3 separate regions of the Homo sapiens genome follow, and all the other regions are linked to region 2. Evidence: chromatin contacts called from ENCODE Hi-C or POLR2A ChIA-PET data. All regions are on one chromosome and are shown on one strand. Each heading gives the region's core, a stretch centred on a gene start or an enhancer-like site at or near the end of the contact. The rest is flanking DNA. Distances are from core to core; before and after follow the strand shown.

Region 1 (4,233 bases), core at 976-3,475, 580 kb after region 2:
TTTCTACAAGTCTTGTTTCATTGCAGCTTCCTGCTCATTATTAATGACATTTATTCTTCCAGGGGAGTGTGAATAATACTTAAAACAAAAGGATCATTAACAAGCTGAGTTTTAAGGTTGAACATTTTTATTAAGAAAACTGTCTTTAGAGCACTTTGTTGAGAAAAGGCATTCCAACCTCTCTTTAAATAACAGCCTCAAGCTTGGAGGTCTAAAAATAAAATTTTGACTACAGTATTATAGCATAGGTAGTGAAAGCACAGTATTTGATGTGAGAGAAATGCCCACCCAACATAAAGCAGAAAGGGAAGGCTCTCCTTGCACTCCTGGGAGAAAAGAACAAGAAAGAGGAGTTTAAAAGAAAAAAAAAAGAGAGAGACAGACAGTAAACTGGACCTTGTTACTCAAAAGTGTGGGCCACGAACTAGCAGCACCTGGGAGCTAGTTAAAAACGAAAAATATCAGGCCCCACCCCAGGTCTACTAACTCAGAGTCGGTAAATTAACAGGATTCCCAAATGATTCATATGCACATTAAAGCGTGAGAGTCACTGAACTAAAGTAAAAGTAGAAGACTGGGGAGAGACACTTCCTTCATTATAACAGAAGGACAAGGTGAGGTTTGTATGTGGGTTAGTTTGATGGGTCGGTTTGAAAATGATCATGAATCAGTCTCATGGTTTCTGTCTTTAAAAGTTTTTATTCTTTCAGCAACAGTGACTTTATAAATTCTATTCATTCATTCCAAAAAAGCTAATGAGTGCCTACAATGTGCATTGTTTGACTTTTTTCAGTCCTCTACATTAGGGTCTCTTTTTGGCATGATAGTTTACTCATTTCCTTAATTTCAGAAATCTTCACTTTTACAAGATTTGTCCAAATCAAATCAACTGAATTACTGTAAAAGGCAGTAATCTTCTTCCTATGGATACACTATAAACAAAGTGCAATTTCTTTTAAAATGACAAATCATACTGGGACTAAAATGTCTTAGTCACAAAATGTAAAAACATAGTAAGATATACCAATGAATCTGGAACAAGAATATCCTTCCTGCAGACTGCTTGAAAGCATCAAGTATAAATTCAGCGCATATTAAACACATGCGATGTGCTAGGCCATCTGCTAAGCATTTCAGACAAAAATATGCATGAAATAGTCCCTATAATACAGTATGGTATATAGGGCTGACTTTATGGGACTGAAACCTATGTAGTCACACAGGCCTTGCATTTGGTTTAAATGTTCCTTTGTTGTTCTGAATAAATTTACCTTTGAAACTTTAAGTGAATGAAATACAAGTACGTAAACTCTTAAATGAAGCCTGATAGGAGAACGGACCAGGCCTATCTCCTGGTACGTGACCAGGGGATATGGACAAGTAAGGAAAACAGTTTTATATTTTACTACCTTTATTTTCATGGCCCTTTCCTGCTTTTTTGAACAAGGTACTCTGCATTTTTATCTTCTACAAGGTTGGGCTGATTCTGTAGCCAATGACGACAGTCAAATACAACTATGTGCTAGATACTGTGGTAGAAAGGACAATGGAGCCATTGGCCATGAAAAGGTCAATGATGACTTCACAGGGAAAATGATACTTAAGTTGGGCTTTGAAGGACAAAAAGGAGTTTGCCAGATGACTGGCACTCCAGAAAAGAACAACATTCTTACATAAATATGTAGACTTACAAGTGTACATTTATTTCCTCCAAGTTAAAAAAAAAAGCGCTTCATTGAAGTTTTGTATATTTTCAATACACTGTTTTTTACAATTTTTTAAAGAGCTGTGTACTAGGCACAAATTCCACTTCCTGGGGAAGCTCACCTTCTGGCAGAGCAAATGCAGGAATAAGAAATATACAGAGGTGAACAAACATGCCTTCGGTTTCGATTTTTACCTGGGTTTGTGCCTCTTCCCCGGGCCGGGGAAGCGGTTTGCGGGCTTTCGAACTGGTATGGGCTGTAGGCTTCGACCTTCTCCGAGGCCTGTGCAATCAACCGTGAGAAAGGGGTTTCCTCCTCGAAACGGAACTGGCTCCAGTTGGCATGGCCGCAGAGTTTTTCTATTTCTTTCACCAAGTACCTGCCGCACAGCTTCCTGGCACTGCTGATGTCGCTCAGTTCACGAGAAAACCGAACCAGCAGGAGTCCAAGCCACAGCAGGGACAAGCGGAGGAGCCGCGGCATCCCTGTGACCCCAGGCTAGTCCTCCGCGTTGTGCAATGGCGGTCGGCCGGACCCTGCTCCCTGTCTGCGCCTGCGCCAGGCCGAGCGGCGCGCACAAACACTGCGGAATTCCGAGCGCGTGGGGGCGTCGCCAGAACTTCAAGGGAAGGCGCGCGCCGGCTGCGTCAAGGCTTTCCCGCCAGCTCAGGGGTCTCAGGTGGTCGAAGGTAGCAGGCCCTGGCTCCTAAAATGAAAGCCAAAAATCCCCTCACTACCCCGCCACCCCCTAGTTTGATTCATTTTTCTTTCCTTCCTCAATGGGAGATTCCTCACCAAGCGTGAGAACATAGGATCCCTGTTACCTGATAACGTAGGTTAAAAAGTGTTGCTCCCTCCACCTGGAATGCGTTTCTCGTTCTTGTTTGCCAGGTTGTTAATAAAGCTTCGTCTCCCTCACAGAAACCCCCTGTCATCTCTTTCACGGTGTTAATCGACCTGTTTCCATTTGTGGGCGTGTAACCTCTTTCCTGAGACCCCCGCTTCATGAAGGCAAGGGCCTGCGTCTGTTCTTGCTTTCCATCGTACCCCGGGATCTGGCATTTAGCTGGCAATCAAATATGTGGTGAAACGTTTAAGTGTTGCATATGGCCATGTGCGTTTAGTCAGGTTCAAAGCTTCTTCAGAAAAATCCTACTGGTTCACAGGGAGGCATGGGCCTTAGCCTCAATCTCCAGAAAAAAGAAGTAGGGACGCTGTCTTGAGGTACCTGGGATGGAAATCTGGTTCTTTCGGTTAGATAATGTAGAGGATTGTGTATTACCAAATTAACTTGTGACAGGGACCCCTAGAGGATTTGCCTTGTAAGAATAACAGCATGCAGCATGAAATGCTCATTTAGGTGAGATAATTTTGCTCAGTTAGGAGGGAAGGGGCAGGGAAGCGAAGCGCAATCGGCATAGGTAGCTTTATCATTTTAAATGAAGTTCTGTGTTACTAGTGTGTTGGCGTGGAAGGATGTACTATCGGCCACAAGAGGGCATTCGGTGGCTGTCTCAGGAATAAGGTTCAGGATGCTGAAGCCACAGGTGCAAGCTTATCAGTGATCTCACCATTTCCCTATACAATTTTATTTTTTTCTCCCTTTCTTTTCTGTCTTCTGACTCTATGTCTTTTTCTTAATTTTCCGTTTCCCTATCTTTTCCCTGCTTCCCAGTGGCATCCATGAATGCTGTTAAATTAACTGCCAATTGGATTTTTTAAATGGTTGATATAATATAGATTAGTAAAATTTAATCACCTTCCTTAAAAAATAACTTATGTCCAAACTATAGTGGGCCATGAGTCCTAGTCAGAACTTTATCAGGTAAGGTTTTTGAGAACGGAAAATATTAATCATACTGAGATGAATGTAAGCCTTGTGGTAACCACAAGGCAAAACCTATAGTAGATATATAAAAGATAAAAAAGAAGAAATCAAGCATACCACTACAGGATATCATCTAATCACAAAGAGAACAAGAGAAAAAGAAAAGAACAAAGGATCTACAAAATAACCACTAAACAATTAACAAAATGCAGTAGTAAATTCTAACCCATCAATAACTACTTTGAATGTAAATGGATTATGTTCTTTGATCAAAAAACAGGGCTGAATGGATAAAAAAAAAAAGACTCAACTATATACTGCCCACAAGAGACTCATCAAAAGACTTGAACTATACTTTGGAACAAGTGGAGCTAACAGATATTTATGGGACATTCCATCCAACAGCAACAGAATACGCATTCTTCTAAAATGCACAGAGAACATTCACCAGAATAGATCATATGTTATGCTACAAAGCAAGTCCTAATAAATTTAGAAGAATAAAATAATATCAAATATCTTTTCTGGCCACAATGGAATGAAAGTAGAAATCAATAAAAGGAGGAACTTTTGAAAACTCACAAATATGTGGAAATTAAAGAACATGTTCCTAACTACCAGTGGGTCAAAGAAGAAATATAAAGGGAGTTTAAAAAATATCTTGAGACAGGCTGGGCTCAGTGGCTCATGCCTGTAATC
Region 2 (4,007 bases), core at 1,221-3,720:
GCCTAGACGGCAATTATTTTGGTAACCAGAGAGTAAATGGCCCAGAATCCGTCCTTTAATCTAGCAAGCAGAACGTTCTAAGGTAGAAGCCTCCAGAATGGGCCATTACTGAGCTGTCCTGCACATTCCTCTGTGCTAAAGGTGGGGAGCCCTGGCCATTCCTAAGGCAAGCCAACTTGTTCTGTAAAGCATGCATGACCCTCAAAACAGACTTTCAGGAGCCTGACTACAGTGAAAACTTAGCAGGTCATCCCACACTCCTTTATTGTTTAGAAAGACGCATAATTATTCTGATCCTGCTGACATGAGGACTATACAGGACAAAGCTATAGGATCCTAGTGGGAGCCTTCCAAAGGCCAATGCCCACGAACTCTGCTTGGGTTCCAAAGGGCCCTCCTTCACACATGGGGAGACATGGATTTCCATGTAAGATTACACTCTAGCTTTGAAAATGCAATAGAATGTAGTGGTTAAGAGAATAAAGCTCCACCATTCACTAGCCATGTCACCTTGAGCAAGGGACCTAACCTATGCCTCAGTTTTCCTATCTGTAAGATGGAACTAATGATAGTACCTATCTCATTGGGTTGTCCTGAGAATTAGATATGAATTTGTTTAATACATGTGAAGTATGTGTACTAGTCTCAGCACTCAGGCCGCATGTCATAAGGAAGAGCGATTATTATTCTGGGCTTGAATGGAAAAGAAAAGAATATATGAGAAACGATGATGTCCCACAATGTGGCTAACTACTTGCCACAGATCTGAATTCTAGAGTTGCCTTGTTACATGCATTCATAATCAATGCATATTCAACATGCATTTATAAAAACTCTTTACTGCGACCGGGCACGGTGGCTCACGCCTGTAATACCAGCACTTTGGGAGGCTGAGGCAGGCAGATCACGAGGTCAGGAGTTTGAGACCAGGCTGACCAACATGGTGAAACCCCATCTCTACTAAAAATACAAAAATTAGCTGGGTGTGGTTGTGCACACCTGTAATCCCAGCTACTCAGGAGGCTGAGGCAGGAGAATCACTTGAACCTGGGGGGTGGAGGTTGCAGTGAACCAAGATTGCGCCATTGCACTCTAGCCTGGGTGACAGAGCTCCATGTCAAAACAAAAACAAAAACAAAAAAAACCCTCTTTACTGAGCAGCAACCATTGTGGAGGGTCAGGTGATACAGAGACAGCAGCAGGGTGGAGATGGGTAGGCAGGTTCTTGTTCAGTGCACACACCTAGTACATGTGTTTGCAAAGTTAAATGTGATTCCATTGTATGGCACTAAATACTGCGTATAAAGCAGTGAACAACAGAGACAGATTCTCTGATCTCATAAGGTTTCACTCCAGTAGAAGAGACAGATTTTAAACAATCAGCCCAGATAAAAATATAATAAGAAATTGTGTCATAATTTATGAAGGAAAAATGCTGTGTACTAAAGGGTACACATCACAGAGAGAGGGAGTGTCGTGTCATAGAAAATCATAAGCCTGGAAGGACAAATAGAAGTTATCCAGGCAGAGTCAGGAAGACATATTCCAGATGGAGAAAACAACATGTGCAGAGACCCCATGGCAGGAAAAAGCTCCGTGTTCAAGAAGCTGAAAGAAGGCCGGAAAGTCTATTAGATAAAGGGTGATGTTGCGGGCAGGGGAGATGATTACAAGAGGAAGCAAGAGAGCTGGAAGGCACGTGCACTGCAGTTATCATACAGAGCAAGGGAAGAACGCAGTTCTCAGGTCTCCTCCAAGTCTCCTGTCCTCCACACTTTCTAGTTACTTCATATTGATAGGAGGAAACTGAAATTCTTTTAGCAAACCAAGATAAGGAGAAGCACTTAAGCTGCTTACTTACATAAGACAGTACCTTAAAAATATCTCTGTTCATGCAGTGAGTATTTCTTCAGAGGGTAGCTTGGTCTTTCAATGATATAATTTACTTCAGAGGTAGAATCTTCCTACAATAAAAACAAATCCAGCAATTATGTTACCCATAACATAATAGAGATGGATGATACCCAGATGTGTAGTTTTGCATGTAGGAGGTCTGTGCATCCCATTTATGCCGTTATATGGGGTTCACTATATATGTGTGTATATAGAATCTTTCTTTTTTTGTAGAGACGAGGTCTCATTATGTTGCCAGGCTGGTCTTGAACCTCCTGGCCTCAAGGGATTCTCCCTCCTCAGCCTCCCAAAGTACTAGGATTATAGATTTGAGCCCCAAACCAGGCCTTTGTTTACATTTTAAAGAGATTCCTTGCCTGAAAAGGTTGGGAATTAAAGCAAAGCCAATGACTTTGCAGAAAAGAATTAAAGTAATTCACTACCCTGATGGTTAGGGCAAACAACATTTAGTTTTAAGTGTCATCCTGCAAATCTAGCATATGTCAGTATATAATAAGTCAAGAGGACTAATTCAACTACATGGCATCATTAAATTCAGCCACTGGGGGCACTGTTGTCCTATATTTGAATTCTTTGAGCAGGTGAACTGCCACTTAGCTGTGTATCTGAATCAGTGACAAAGTACTGGGAATACCTACCAATGGATCAGAAGCACTCCCCATACCCCTGTAAAAGTCATACAGCCAAAACCACCTTATTAAATTCTAGAACAACTTTCTTCCATGTTGTGGCCTTACATAGCTCACACAAACAACTGTATTCTTCCCTGGACTGGGATTCATGTGTGCAGGGGAAAGGAATGCTCTGTGGGCCACTTAGCCTGTCTTCTCTCAGTCCTTTGAAAGGACCTCTGCTTGATGAGTGCTGTGCACCAAATTAGCTGCTACTCCTCCGTTGGATCCAAGCCCCACTGTCTCATCCTCAGGAAGCCAGCCCTGACTCCCAGCCATGTCAAATACCCGCTACCATTCAATCTCAGGACAACAGGTAATCTCCTTGGTAAGCCTCACAATTTTCCACTTATTTCTGTGGTTATTTGATTAATGTCTGTCTCCCCGACTAGACTGTAGGTCCCTGTTCACATATTATTTAGTGAGCAAAGATCTAGTTTTATAAGAAAGTCTAACCTTGTTTTGGTGCAGCTGTGCTCTGTGGGATGTCAGAAGACTGCATACCCTCTCATGGATATTCTTCCATGTGGACTGAGAACCAGGATGGAACCTGCTCAACAGATGGAACAGGGTGGAATATTAAGCAGCTACTAAAAAGGACACTTAAAGCACATGACGGTATGGATTGATATTTAAAACTTAATTATAATAAAAAACAGCAGCATGCAAAATGGTAAACATAGTGTGATTTCAATGTCTTTCTTAAACCTACCCATAGGAAAAGCACTGGGGAATAAAAACTGCTCAGATGTTAAGAATTTTTTGTGTTTCTATGTGTGGCTATGAGTGATTCTTTTCTTCTTTGTACTTTCCTGTGTTTTTCAGATATTTCTCTCATGAACAAACCCTACTTTTACATTTAAAATTTTAATCTAAAACTTTTTAATATAAAATTTAAATCCGGTTTTCGGGGAGAGCCAAGATGGCCGAATAGGAACAGCTCCGGTCTCCAGCTCCCAGCGTGAGCGACGCAGAGGACGGGTGATTTCTGCATTTCCATCTGAGGTAGCGGGTTCATCTCACTAGGGAGTGCCAGACAGTGGGCGCAGGCCAGTGTGTGCGCGCACCGTGCGCGAGCCGAAGCAGGGCGAGGCATTGCCTCACTCGGGAAGCGCAAGGGGTCAGGCAGTTCCCTTTCCGAGTCAAAGAAAGGGGTGACAGATGGCACCTGGAAAATCGGGTCACTCCCACCCAAATACTGCGCTTTTCCTACGGGCTTAAAAAATGGCGCACCACCCACCTGGCTCGGAGGGTCCTACGCCCACGGAGTCTCGCTGATTGCTAGCACAGCAGTCTGAGATCAAACTGCAAGGCGGCAGCGAGGCTGGGGGAGGGGCGCCCGCCATTGCCCAGGCTTGCTGAGGTAAACAAAGCAGCCGGAAGCTCCAACTGGGTGGAGCCCACCACAGCTCAAGGAGGCCT
Region 3 (3,839 bases), core at 667-3,166, 980 kb after region 2:
TTCTCCTCAGCAAACTAACACAGGAACAGAAAACCAAACACTGCATGTTCTCACTTACAAGTGGGAACTGAATGATGGAACACATGAGCACATGGGGGGAACAAAACACACTGGGGCCTGTCAGAAGCGGGGGTAGGAGGAGGGAGACCATCAGGAAAAATAGCCAATGGACGCTGGGCATTAGGTAATGGGATGATCTGTGCAGCAAACCACTATGGCACACGTTTACCTATGTAACAAACCTGCACATCCTGCACATGTACCCCTGAACTTAAAATAAAAGTTAAAAAAAATTTAGAATGGGAAAAAAGGACAGAAGGAAGTATGCTAAAATATGAATAAGATTTTGTTAAAGTGTTGGGGTTGTATGTAATTTCCTTCTTTTCTCTGTTTTACAAGATGTTTTGTAACGTAGTATAGTAACTTTCATAAAATGTTATTTTAAGTAGTTTTCCTCTGTGACATGGAAATGAGATCTCTGTAGAGCTTACTGAAGAAACATCATGGTGTTCAGAAACAGCAATGGTACTCCTGGCAATATGTGTTATTAGGAATATGAATATCTGTCAATTGTTTACAAAATTTTGGGGGATCCCTCTAAGGAGTTTTTTTCTTAAAGTTGAGAAAAAAAACCCTAAAAGCTCATTTTCTTTCCTTTCTTCCTCTCCTTTGTTTTCTCAACTATAAAATTAGAATGGCAATAACAGTGGCTATCTTTGTCAATGTCATGAGATTATGGGTAATTTTTTTCTTTATATTCTTCTTGTATTTGAAAAGCTTAAAAAATAAACATTTTAAATTCAAAAAAAATCTTTAAGCAATTCTTTAAAAATATTTTGAAATTTTAGAATTTCAGCATCTGCTTATTATAAATCAAAAGGTCACATAAATGGCAGATATAATGTTTCTGGGGCAGAATTTTTAGATGCACAACTTGTGTTTTTTCCCTATGTCAAGTACAAACTTTCACCTGTGTTTTTATGAGAATCTAAAGAGAAACTACAAGAAAAGTGTACTAAGTTAAAGTTTGAAAAGGCACTGGGTTTGCCAGCATCCTGCCTGCCTAATCAAACATCATGCAGCTCCAGCACAGAATGCATGACTGAGCTGCGTCAGAACATGTGAGGTTCATGTGATTGGAGGAGCTGCCAGCATCTTTCCACTAGTGCTCTGGGGAGTTGTCTTCAAGAACTAACGTCCTGAAGGCAGAAAACTCAAGGGTGGGGAATGAAAGGGGTCTTTCCAAAATATAAAAACTTTTCTGAGTGTTCTCAAAATGAAGACAAAGAAAGAACAGCTTCTGTGTGTGAGTATGTTATAGTGGAATGTGACATTTGAAAGCTGTTAGGGAAAATGCCAGTCTGGCAGGCTACAGCTGTATCCCCTGAGAAGCACAATGGAAAGTTTAAGTCCAGGTTGACCAGAGCCTCTACTTTCTTACACTCATCAATGAGACAGGGTGATTCACTGGACTACCCTGACACAGTCCCCTCCCTTTCAAGGCTGTGTGGCATAAAGGCAGCTCATCTAGTCCCCAGGGTGTTTCAGACTCTGTCTTAGGACTCTGAAACCCCCAGTCAGCACTGTGTACTTGTGAGAAATACAAAGTATGTATTAGATATGCTCTACCTTGAGTTTGAGGAATGTATAGTGAGCTGGAGAAATACACCACAAAAACCAAAGCTACATGCAATCAAGTGACTGATAAGTGGGACCAGACCATAAGACCCAAAGGAATTCAGGGTGGGTGGGAGCTCCCCATGGACAGGAGTAGCCCAAGAGAGCAGGGAGGGAAAGAAAAATGCAATTTGGGAGGCCGAGGCTGGCAGATCACTTGAGGTCAGGAGTTAGAGACCAGCCTGGCCAACATGGTGAAACCCCGTCTCTACTAAAAATACAAAAATTAGCCGGGCGTGGTGATGAGTGCCCACCAGTTACTTGGGAGGCTGACGCAGGGGAATTGCTTGAGCCTGGGAGGAGGAACTTCCAGTGAGCTGAGATCACGCCACTGCACTCCAGCCTGGGCGACAGAGCAAGACTCCATCTCAAAAAAAAATTTTTTTAAGTTTACAAAGCATTTTCAAATGTCTTGTTATACTAGTTGAGCCTCACTACCACCTGGTAAAGGGAGTAGAACAAATATTCACATTTTATGGATGAGGAAACTTGGGCTTATAGAAGTTAAGTAACTTGCCTAATTTATCCCATTTCTTTTTCAGTAAAGTTACCAGTTTGGGCTGGGCATGGTGGCTTACACTTGTAATCCTAGCACTTTGGGAGGCTGAGGCAGGCAGATGGCTTGAGCTCAGGAGTTCAAGACCAGCCTGGGCAACATGGCAAAACCCTATCTCTACAAAAAATACAAAAATTACCCAGGTGTGATGGTGCACGCCTGCAGTCCCAGCTACTGGGGAGGCTGAGGTGGGAGGATCGACTGAGCCCAGGAGGTTGAGGCTGCAGTAAGTTGTGAATACACCACCACACTCTAGCCTAGGAAACAGAATGAGACCCTGTCTCAAAAAGAAAAAAAAAAAGTTACCAGTTTGGTAGCTTAGGGAGTTACAAGTTTGGTAGCTCATGGAGTTGCCATAGACATAGAATATATTGATTTTTAATCACAGCACACAACAAGATGTACATTTATATCCTTGTGAGTAAGTGAATATGGTTGAGAGAAGAGGTTAGGTTGACAAAGCAACTACTAAAAAATTGTCTTTTTCCCTCTGTCTTATGGGTAACTTGGATGAAAACATAGAAGATGAGCTTATAATATATGATGATTAATAAAGTAGGGAGAGAGAGTCAGTTGGATAGAAGAGTTTCTATTTCAAAATCCCAGGTTGCCACAGTGGCTCACACCTGTAATCTCAGCATTTTAGGAGGCCGAGGCGGGCAGATCACTTGAGGTCAGGAGTTCAATACCAGCCTGGGCAACATAGCAAAACTCCATCTCTACAAAAAATACAAAGATTAGCCAGGTGTGGTAGTGTGTGCCTGTGATCCCTGCTAATTGGGAGGCTGAGGTGGGAGGATCGCTTGAGCCCGGGAGGTTGAGGCTGCAGTGAGCCAAGATTGTACCACTGCACTCCAGCCTGTACAACAGCATGACGCCCTGCCTCAAAAAATAAAAATAAAAAATAAAAAAATTAAGTCCCAGGTTGAATCACGAGGTCAAAACCAAAGAGGTAGAATGAAAGGTCCTGCTTTTGATCCACACACCTAAGATGGAAGAGCAGTTTATTAGCAGTTAATATGAAAAAGTTCTGGGGATTTAATAGAAAAGAATTTAAACAGTATCATACTCATAAACTACAAATGTGCCCTAAGTACAAATGCAGGTTGAATTGAAATCCAATTGCTTAAAAACTAAGGAGGTTGGGCATGGTGGTTCATGCCTATAATCCCAGCCCATTAAGAGGCCAAGGCAGGTGGATCACTTGAGCCCAGGAGTTTGAGACCAGCCTGGGCAACATGGCGAAACTGCGTCTCTATAAAAAATACAAAAATTAGCTGGGCGTGATGGCGCACACTTGTAGTCCCGATACTAGGGAGGCTTAGGTAGGAGGATCACCTGAGCCCAAGGAGATCAAAGCTGCAATGGGCCATGACCTCACCACTGCACTCCAGCCTAGGCAACAAAGTGAGACCCTGTCTCAAAACAAAACAAAAACACTAAGGAGAACTTCAGCAGTGTTGACAGGACACTGTTCAGAACTGGGAACAAATAGTCCTATGGAACCTACTATGTCTAGGCCAGCCTACCTCTAGAATATTTTGTTCTATTCTGGGCCCGACTTGTTAATTGGGACATGAATAAATGAGAGTAGATCTAGAGGGAA

What was found. Hi-C counts contacts between places; a loop is a spot of excess contacts on that map. ChIA-PET counts read pairs that join two places held with the same protein, here RNA polymerase II (POLR2A). Pooled maps may share reads with other maps.
Region 1: a pooled map shows a loop between it and region 2 (4-fold over the local background). The contact joins the promoter of INSL6 here to the enhancer-like site in region 2. A Hi-C loop is called at or near these places in 6 of 50 pooled maps.
Region 3: a loop to region 2 is called in a pooled map, with 2.7 times the contacts of the local background. The contact joins two enhancer-like sites. A Hi-C loop is called at or near these places in 2 of 37 single-sample maps with no recorded cell type and 8 of 50 pooled maps. POLR2A ChIA-PET finds 5 or more read pairs at or near these places in 1 of 52 experiments (activated T-cell).

Annotation. Positions count from the first base shown.
Region 1 is chr9:5,183,414-5,187,646 of GRCh38, forward strand. It overlaps INSL6 (insulin like 6), which reads right to left and starts at 2,226. Exons shown (of 2, transcript NM_007179.3): 1 at 1,901-2,226. The coding sequence starts at 2,189.
Region 2 is chr9:4,602,306-4,606,312 of GRCh38, forward strand. It overlaps SPATA6L (spermatogenesis associated 6 like), which reads right to left. Exons shown (of 12, transcript NM_001353486.2): 10 at 3,042-3,135; 11 at 1,874-1,964. The coding sequence ends at 1,875. Among named protein-coding and RNA genes, the nearest start is that of PLPP6, 58 kb to the right of the region's middle. RefSeq lists enhancers at 3,189-4,007, 3,802-4,007. Within about 2 kb of position 2,471, at least 2 of the 41 ENCODE cell types and tissues checked have a DNase peak (open chromatin) inside an H3K27ac peak, as active enhancers do.
Region 3 is chr9:5,581,940-5,585,778 of GRCh38, forward strand. All of the region lies in intron 1 of INCR1 (interferon stimulated noncoding RNA 1), which reads right to left. Among named protein-coding and RNA genes, the nearest start is that of RIC1, 45 kb to the right of the region's middle. Within about 2 kb of position 1,917, at least 8 of the 41 ENCODE cell types and tissues checked have a DNase peak (open chromatin) inside an H3K27ac peak, as active enhancers do.